Linked DNA regions of Mus musculus: region 1 is linked to region 2. Evidence: chromatin contacts called from ENCODE Hi-C or POLR2A ChIA-PET data. All regions are on one chromosome and are shown on one strand. The core of a region is the stretch at or near the end of the contact, and the rest is flanking DNA. Distances in the headings are between cores, read along the strand shown. Region 1 holds the start of Zfp759 (zinc finger protein 759). Region 2 holds the start of Zfp712 (zinc finger protein 712).

What was found. Hi-C counts contacts between places; a loop is a spot of excess contacts on that map. ChIA-PET counts read pairs that join two places held with the same protein, here RNA polymerase II (POLR2A).
Region 1: a map of left cerebral cortex shows a loop between it and region 2 (4-fold over the local background). The contact joins the promoter of Zfp759 here to the promoter of Zfp712 in region 2. A Hi-C loop is called at or near these places in 5 of 37 maps with a recorded cell type or tissue (heart and left cerebral cortex). POLR2A ChIA-PET finds 5 or more read pairs at or near these places in 3 of 5 experiments (Patski and embryonic stem cell).

The regions. Positions count from the first base shown.
Region 1 is chr13:67,125,959-67,129,664 of GRCm38, forward strand. It overlaps Zfp759 (zinc finger protein 759), which reads left to right and starts at 2,270. Exons shown (of 4, transcript NM_172392.3): 1 at 2,270-2,356. The coding sequence starts at 2,351.
Region 2 is chr13:67,059,361-67,063,252 of GRCm38, forward strand. Zfp712 (zinc finger protein 712) reads right to left here and starts at 1,810. Exons shown (of 4, transcript NM_001166218.1): 1 at 1,703-1,810. The coding sequence starts at 1,708.

The DNA of each region.
Region 1 (3,706 bases), core at 1,020-3,519, 67 kb after region 2:
ATCTCTTTAGCCTGTAAGCACAGATATTCAAGTGATTTCGCTAAACATGACACATACTAGGGATTGTTCCCAAGAGAGAAAATTAAATGATCAAGATGTAAAAAAATTATAGTAGGCAATATATTTAAAATGGTGAACATGGCCTAAACAAACATATTAGTCCTGAGACTCTAGCTCCAGTAGACATTTCCATAACTATGCCTGGGTCCCTAATAGTGTGCTGAATGAGCCTCCTCTTTGATCAAATCTTCAGGTTGTGACTATACCACGGTAGCTACTCCCCCTATTGAATTACACAGGCAAAATGCAAAGAAATGGAGACAGTAGAAGAGTCGTGACTCTATGCTGTATCCTCAAGGATGAGCGCATCTCCTATGAATGACTACTCTCTTAGGTAGGTTTGCATGTAGCAGATACAAATATACATGTACACACATACACACAAGTAGCACAATGTACTTAAGGTTATGACTGACTAGCTTACAGATAAATTCAACTCAGCCTAGGGTTATAGCATTTGGCTTTGGCAATTACTGGAACACAACCACTAATCTACTCTTGTAACTGCCGTCATGGCTACCTTCCCAGTGCTCTACCCCAGATATTTGCTGTTTCTCCTGGCCACAGGCTCATGGTCCATCTGTCCCAGGGCATCTTCATCCTCTTTCCCCATTTCTCCTTGTCCTGGTCTCTCTTTCTTCTCTCTCTTCTCCACCCCCTACCAGGTAACTCAATACCCGCCCTCCACAAATCCCTCCAGTAATTGGCTGTAGCCAATTTGATTTATCCCATAGTTTTAAATCAAGGATGAAGGTTTGTGCCACAGAACCATGTAAATATGAGAAGTCAGCTGTAGTACTAGATCTTGGATACAGAATTTAGCATTACAATACATAGCAACAGACCAGATCTCAACACATAACATATATTGGAAAACTAGCTATGCTCAGAAATACTAACTTTTGTGGTTTCTGTCAATGCCCTTCACTGCAGCATTCAGGAGGAGGACAGACCAGTCATGACACTTGCCAATCAAGTACAGGTACATGTATTGTTCCTTGACTCTAATTTTTCTAATTTGAGGAAGCCGTTCTGCATTCCTGGATAAACATACTCACTGGAAAAGAAGAATTAAATATGGACTCGGCACAGTATCTTCTTTGAAACAGCTTCTTTTTGAATCATTAGGATTCAGGGAAGTAGGAAGTCTTTTCTGTAACAGGGTTTGTAACTTTGACTCAACCATGAACTGCACAAGAATAAACCTTCCCAAGAAGAGACATGAATTCTCAATACTCTATGTTTCCAGTGTAACTCCTTTAATACAGTGATCTCATTAGACAGTATTATGAATATTTCTGATATCTTTGTATTCAAGAAGAAAATATCTCAGTGTTCTGTTTAGGAGAAGTGAGGGAAATTCAAGACAGATAACACTAATGTTCAAATATTGTCAAATATGACCGATGACAGGATCAGTGCAGAGACAGAAAAATCAATAAGGAACATCAAACCTAAGGCAGGGGGAAATCCTATAGTGCACAGTGGATTAAGAGTTAGTACACACGCCGGGCGTGGTGGCGCACACCTTTAATCCCAGCTCTCCGGAGGCAGAGGCAGGCAGATTTCTGATTTCGAGGCCAGCCTGGTCTACAGAGTGAGTTCCAGGACAGCCAGAGAAACCCTATACAGAGAAACCCTGCCTCGAAAAAAAAGAGTTAGTACACACATCATTGTGATCCCAGTAACTCTGTCCCGCCCCTTGGGAGACATACAGAAGAGAAAAACCAGTGGAGTGCTCAGAAAACATCTGCTGGTGACTAGCTTTGATTTCTAATTCTTCTATCTTAAGCGACTAGGATGGTTTCAATAGAATCGTAAAGAGATAATGCTCACTCCTACATTAACTTCCTGCTTCCACATTCTTAAATAAAGCAGATCATGAAAGCATGAATTTTCCATTTGTTAATAAGATTCTATAGTAGGTCGGAGTTTTTAAATCAAAATGTTTTATCAGAGATAACATGGAAACCTGATAGGCGGGATTAATGTGAAAGGTTCAGCTCACAGGCAAACATTTCGTGCCGTGACCAAGGACTGTAAAAGAGCCCAAATTCCCTGTGCATGTCCATGTGCACCTGCTCTCAGTGGACTGTAATCCAGGCAGTGTACAAAACCTCTTCAGTGGGTTCCCGGAAGTCCTTCCAATTGATTTGTGGGAAATGTAGTCCCGGCCCCTGTGACGGCATCAGAAAGTGCTGTCAGCATCAAATTTCCATATTCTTTCGTCAAAGGTCGCTTCTCAAATTTGTGCAGTTGTCCTGTTGAGCGCTGCATTTGGATTTCTGACATGGAGGTTGGTGCAGGGAACAGCACCATCTTGCAGATATGAGGGACTGTGCAGGGTGGCGGGTAGGGCACGGAGAGTGCCGGCTTGGGCTTGTTGTGAGACAGGAAGCTGCTGACCTGGAGATGCTGTGCTGACCTAGGCTGGGTCACTGTCCCTGGGCACAGGTTTGATGAGGAGAACGTTAGAAACTACAGGATGGCAAGGGCAGGCAGGGTCTGCACACTGCCTGTGCCTGCGATGCTGACCAGAGCTCAAGCATGTTTAAAGGGAAACGTGCTCGGCCTAGTTGACCCATTCTCACTGGCTGTAGTCAGATTCTCTGGACATACAGAACACGGGGACATCTACCGCCCCCTATACGTCATGTCCTGGAGACTACTCCTTGTTTGAGTTCACACAGCTTTCTAAAGTTCCTAGTGTCCAGGGACAGAGAGTCCTGTGACGGTGATTGTTGTGTGGGGTGTTAATTACTTTTCCTTTGGAATGAATTGTTAGATTTATGGATGCCTTGGTTAGAGTGGGAATTTCTAATAGACATCTCAGTGACATGATTCCTCACAATACATGGCTGTATAGCCACAGAATAATCTTGTAATTGGTAACATCCCGTGTTTGCACAATCTATGTAATTATGGATTTTACACAGATTAAAAATGACTAGACAGTAATACCTCAACGGTTCTGAGTATGTTTGTGTTCTGAGTATGTGTTCTGTCCAGTATTTGGACTTCTTTTCAGATGTGAGAGATAGATGACTTGGTGTGATGAGAGAAAGATCGCTGGGAGGAGCTGGAAAGTCTGAAAGGGAAGGAGGAAATATCTCTGCTCATCTGCCAGGCTCTGTACATTGTTCTCTTTAATCTGGCAGGATCTGGATATTGTCTCATCATGTGATTTTCTTATGTATGTTCCTATTATTGGCAGTGTTCGAACTCTCTTAAATTTTCCCTGTCCCTCAATGTGACTTTCAGGTTTACTGATGCACCCTTAATAGTTTTAGGAAGAAGTCTTCAAATTTTTCAACTGTATTAGAAAGGCTGCAAGATAAATTTCAAAACCTGTGGCATACTTGGGAACTTATGATTTGCATATAGTAGGTTCCTGTTCATGCAAAATGCATAGTTGTCCTTTTGAAGAGTTAAGAGAATAGTTTAGTCCAGAGCCATTTTTGTAGCCATGATCTGAGAACACAGGTTTAATTAATCCAAATTCCATGCTCCAACATGAAATCTATTTCATGGTTTTACAGAACAAAGAATGTCATTAACCTAAGAAAGCTTAAAATACATTGGTGTAAGTCTGATAGAGGTATGTATATGTACCTTGAGATATGGGAGATATTCTATTCACCTAAGA
Region 2 (3,892 bases), core at 560-3,059:
TGGCAAAGACACTTCTCTGAGAAATTCACACCCATGCTTCCTGAGGTACCTCATTCTTTCCCTGACTGACTCATTCTTTCTCTGTTTTAATAATCTCCATCTCTGCTTCATACTAGATCATCCCAACATTATTTTCTATGACAAAAAGCAAAGAATCATCTTTACATGAGTAGAAGTCCCTAGTAGAGTAAGGGAAGTTATCAGGCTATTGGTTGTGTTACCCACTATGCCACAGATGGAACGAGTTATATTTCCCATCTCTAAGAACAATGATCATAAATACCAATGCACAGCAACAAATATTTTTAGCAGAATACAGTCAGCACTTAAGCTTCAGTCCTGGGACATGGCCAAAATGTAAGAAATGTCTTCATGCTACATAGTTTGTTTTGATCTTAACATTCTACTTTTATGCCTTCATCCCTATAATATGTCTTTCTTCTTAATATAAATTCTCTGGTTATGAGGCAACTTAAGAAATCCAACAGTTAATAAACAAACAACACTCAAACTCACTATAAATGGAACATGGCATGGTGTCTTGATCAATATTTAGCAAAGCATCCTTCACTGATATTTATAAATTAAAATAAATATATGAGCATCTCCAAATTTCTTTTCTACATCTCATATGTTGTTTATATACCCAGTGAAATTCTGCCATTTCCTAAGCAAATTAGTAATTAGATCCTGTCTTAACCAATAAGTTATGGCTTAATAGTCATCTGAAAGAATAGAGAAGGTTTAAGGGGCAAGTCACAAAGGAAAGAACAAAGTGACAGATGGCCATCTTCCTAGGGCACAGAGGAGTAAAGAGGAGGAGAAGTCAGGAGGAACGGAAGTTAACGTCACTATCAGCTACACAGAACACTTCAGGGCAGCCTGGACTACACAAGAAACTGACTCAAAATCCCAATACAAACACAAAAGGATGGCAATAGGAAGGGGGAAAAGGTAGCTATGGTTACCAGCATAACACACAAATAACGTCAGTCAAAACTTCAACAGGGAAAGGGGAGGGGTTCACAAGGCCCCACCCTTAGCTAAGGATCGGTTGGAATTCATGACCACTGAAAAAGAGATTCGTTTTGTTTGTTTGTTTGTTTGTTTATTTTGCTTGGAGGTGTGGCCAGTGAGCGTCCACGTTCTAGGGGATGTCCTGTGCGCCCTCCCTTCCCCGCCCCATACACACAGGTATGCACACTAGAGCAATACTAAGTGGACTCAGTGGGTTATAAAACAAAAACAAAACCACCAGGACAGGAAATTGGGAGTGGAGCATTTTGGGAGATACCTGGTACTGTTGAAGTAGGGGACAGTAGGGGTGGATTTGATCGGACTGCATTGTATATACATCTATTAAATTCCGGATAACAGAAGCCATCGAGACAGTGTCAGCTAAGGGCATGCTTCCACACCTCAGGCACAAGCTGACAGCAGATGCACCCTGCCAGGCACCCTTCTCCATTCCTAGGCTACCGAGCCAGCTCTCCTGCCCCAGAAGTGCAGGACAGAACAGGGCAACGGCACCTTAAAAGAGAGGCCACTCCCAGCTCCATCCCTCCTCCAGCGTTAACCAGCACCGGAATGGACAAGCCTAGGTCACCACAGTACCTCCCATTCAACTTCTTCCCGCCTCCCTCCAAGGCGGACCCGCCCACCCCGCAACGTCCCTCTGGCTGCGCTACATCCTGGGACCAACCTCCATGCCAGAGATGCTACCAGAGCGCGCACAGGACCCGACACTGGCCCAACTTTGGAGAAGACCGCCAGAGAGGGAGACACACACAGGCGCAGAAGAAACACGGAAGCGCCCTTCCCAGAGTCCCTGTTTGTGACGTCGCCGCGGACGAGACTACATTTCCCACAATTCTCTGCGAGCGAGTTTCACAAAGCCGTGGTAGGTGATTTGAAACGTTCCCAAGTTACTGTCAGGCTGTTTGCCAAAGAGAATGGGTAGAAACAAGCCACTTCTGAAGGTGGATAGCCACGGGGAGTCAGGGTACCGCGTTTAAATTTTCAAAATGAGTATGGGTTGAACCTTTGACAGCATTGTTTATTATGTGTACTGGATACTTTGGGTCCATATATTGTGATTTTAAAACTCAACCTGCTTCCTACAAAATGTTTCGTTTTTGTTTTTGTTTTGCTTTGCTTTGGTTTGGTTTGTTTTTCCAGACAGGGTTTCTCTGTATAGCTCTGGCTGTCCTGGAACTCACTCTACAAACCAGGCTGGCCTCTAACTCAGAAATCCTCCTGCCTCTGCCTCCCAAGTGCTGGGATTAAAGGTGTGCGCCACCACTGCCCAGCTGTGTTTGTTTGTTTGTTTTTGTTTTGTTTTTAAAAAAGATTTATTATTATATGTAAGTACACTGTAGCTGTCCTCAAACACACCAGAAGAGGGAGTCAGGTCTCATTATGGATGGTTGTAAGCCACCATGTGGTTGCTGGTATTTGAACTCAGGACCCTCGGAAGAGCAGCTAGTGCTCTTAACCTCTGAGCTATCTCACCCACCCCAAAATGTTTCACATCACAAGGCAAACATGGATTAAAAAAATGAGCTAATATTTTGAGAAGACAATTCTTAAAATGAGAAATGAAAACAGACAATGAACATGTGAAAAAGTGTTGGTCCAAATAACTGGAACTTCAAACTAAAGATGATTGTATAGAAGCAAGTGTGGTTTTACATGTTGAAAATCCCAGATGTTGGTTACTGGAGATAGGAATAGGAGTCCGAGGTCACCTATAGACATATAGAAAGTTTGAAACATGTTTGGTATACATGACTCCCCACTCAAAAACAAAACAGATTCAGAAAATGAGATCACAGAATGTATATGCTTTGAGTAAACTTGCATACTAAAGTGTTACATGTACCTTTTGCTACCCCACCTAAGCTCTGGGAACAGGCAGTGCTATCAGCCCCTCACCTAGAGAATACTGGATCTTTGGATAAAAAACACAGACACACAAAGCAGTTAATCTTAAAATGTCTTTGCTAACTCAATGACAGGGCATTGCTAAATCTCAAACTCAAACTGTTCTAGAATTCAATTGTGGGGCAATGGGCTATGCACAGAGACAGCCTGGTCTCCAGTCGAACTTAGTTAGGTCTTGAACCCCGGTGGGACCCGGTGGGTGGTAATTTTCACCTACATGGGACAGAAGGCATTCGATCATGTCTCCTGGACCCCTAGCTCCTGTCGAAGTTACCGCCCCCAACAGTCCCCAAAGGAGAGGCTTGTGGCTATCAGTGACATAGACAATGTCCCAAGCTGCTGGCATTCTGGCTAGACTCCGCCCCACAGTTACCTAGCAACAGAAAGATAGCCAGCCCACTATAAGAGGGGCTGCTTGGCTCCACCTCACTCTCTTAAGCTTTCACCTTTCTTACTCCCTAGCTCTCTTTCTCTCTTTCCCTTCCTGCTCTCTCCACATAGCCATGGCCAGACTCTCTCTCTCTTTCTACCTTCTCTCCTTTCTCCCTGCCTTTCTACAATAAAGCTCTAAATCCATAGACTATCTCTGACCATAAAGGCCTGCCCTGCTTGAATGATGAGATAGGCTTTCTCCTAATGAGCCACATCCAACCTCCCACCAGAAGGCCTTCCAAGCCATGGACCTGACCAAGGATTCTCGCCTGCGTGGGAACCATCCAGTCCCCTTTCCCCCCGCCCTTTCTTCGCTTCATCCCCTGGGCCTAGTGCTGCCCTGGGGCCCCTATTCTGTTCTCAGCTCCTCCATCGTATCCAGCGTACGATGCCAGAGACTGAGAACCTGGTACCTAGAGCTGCCCCTTTCCACCACCCGCCATGTGGGGTCAGTGGCTTTACACAACCAGATGCCCACCTGGGGCCGCATGGAAATCATCCAGCAGTCCTCCCGCAT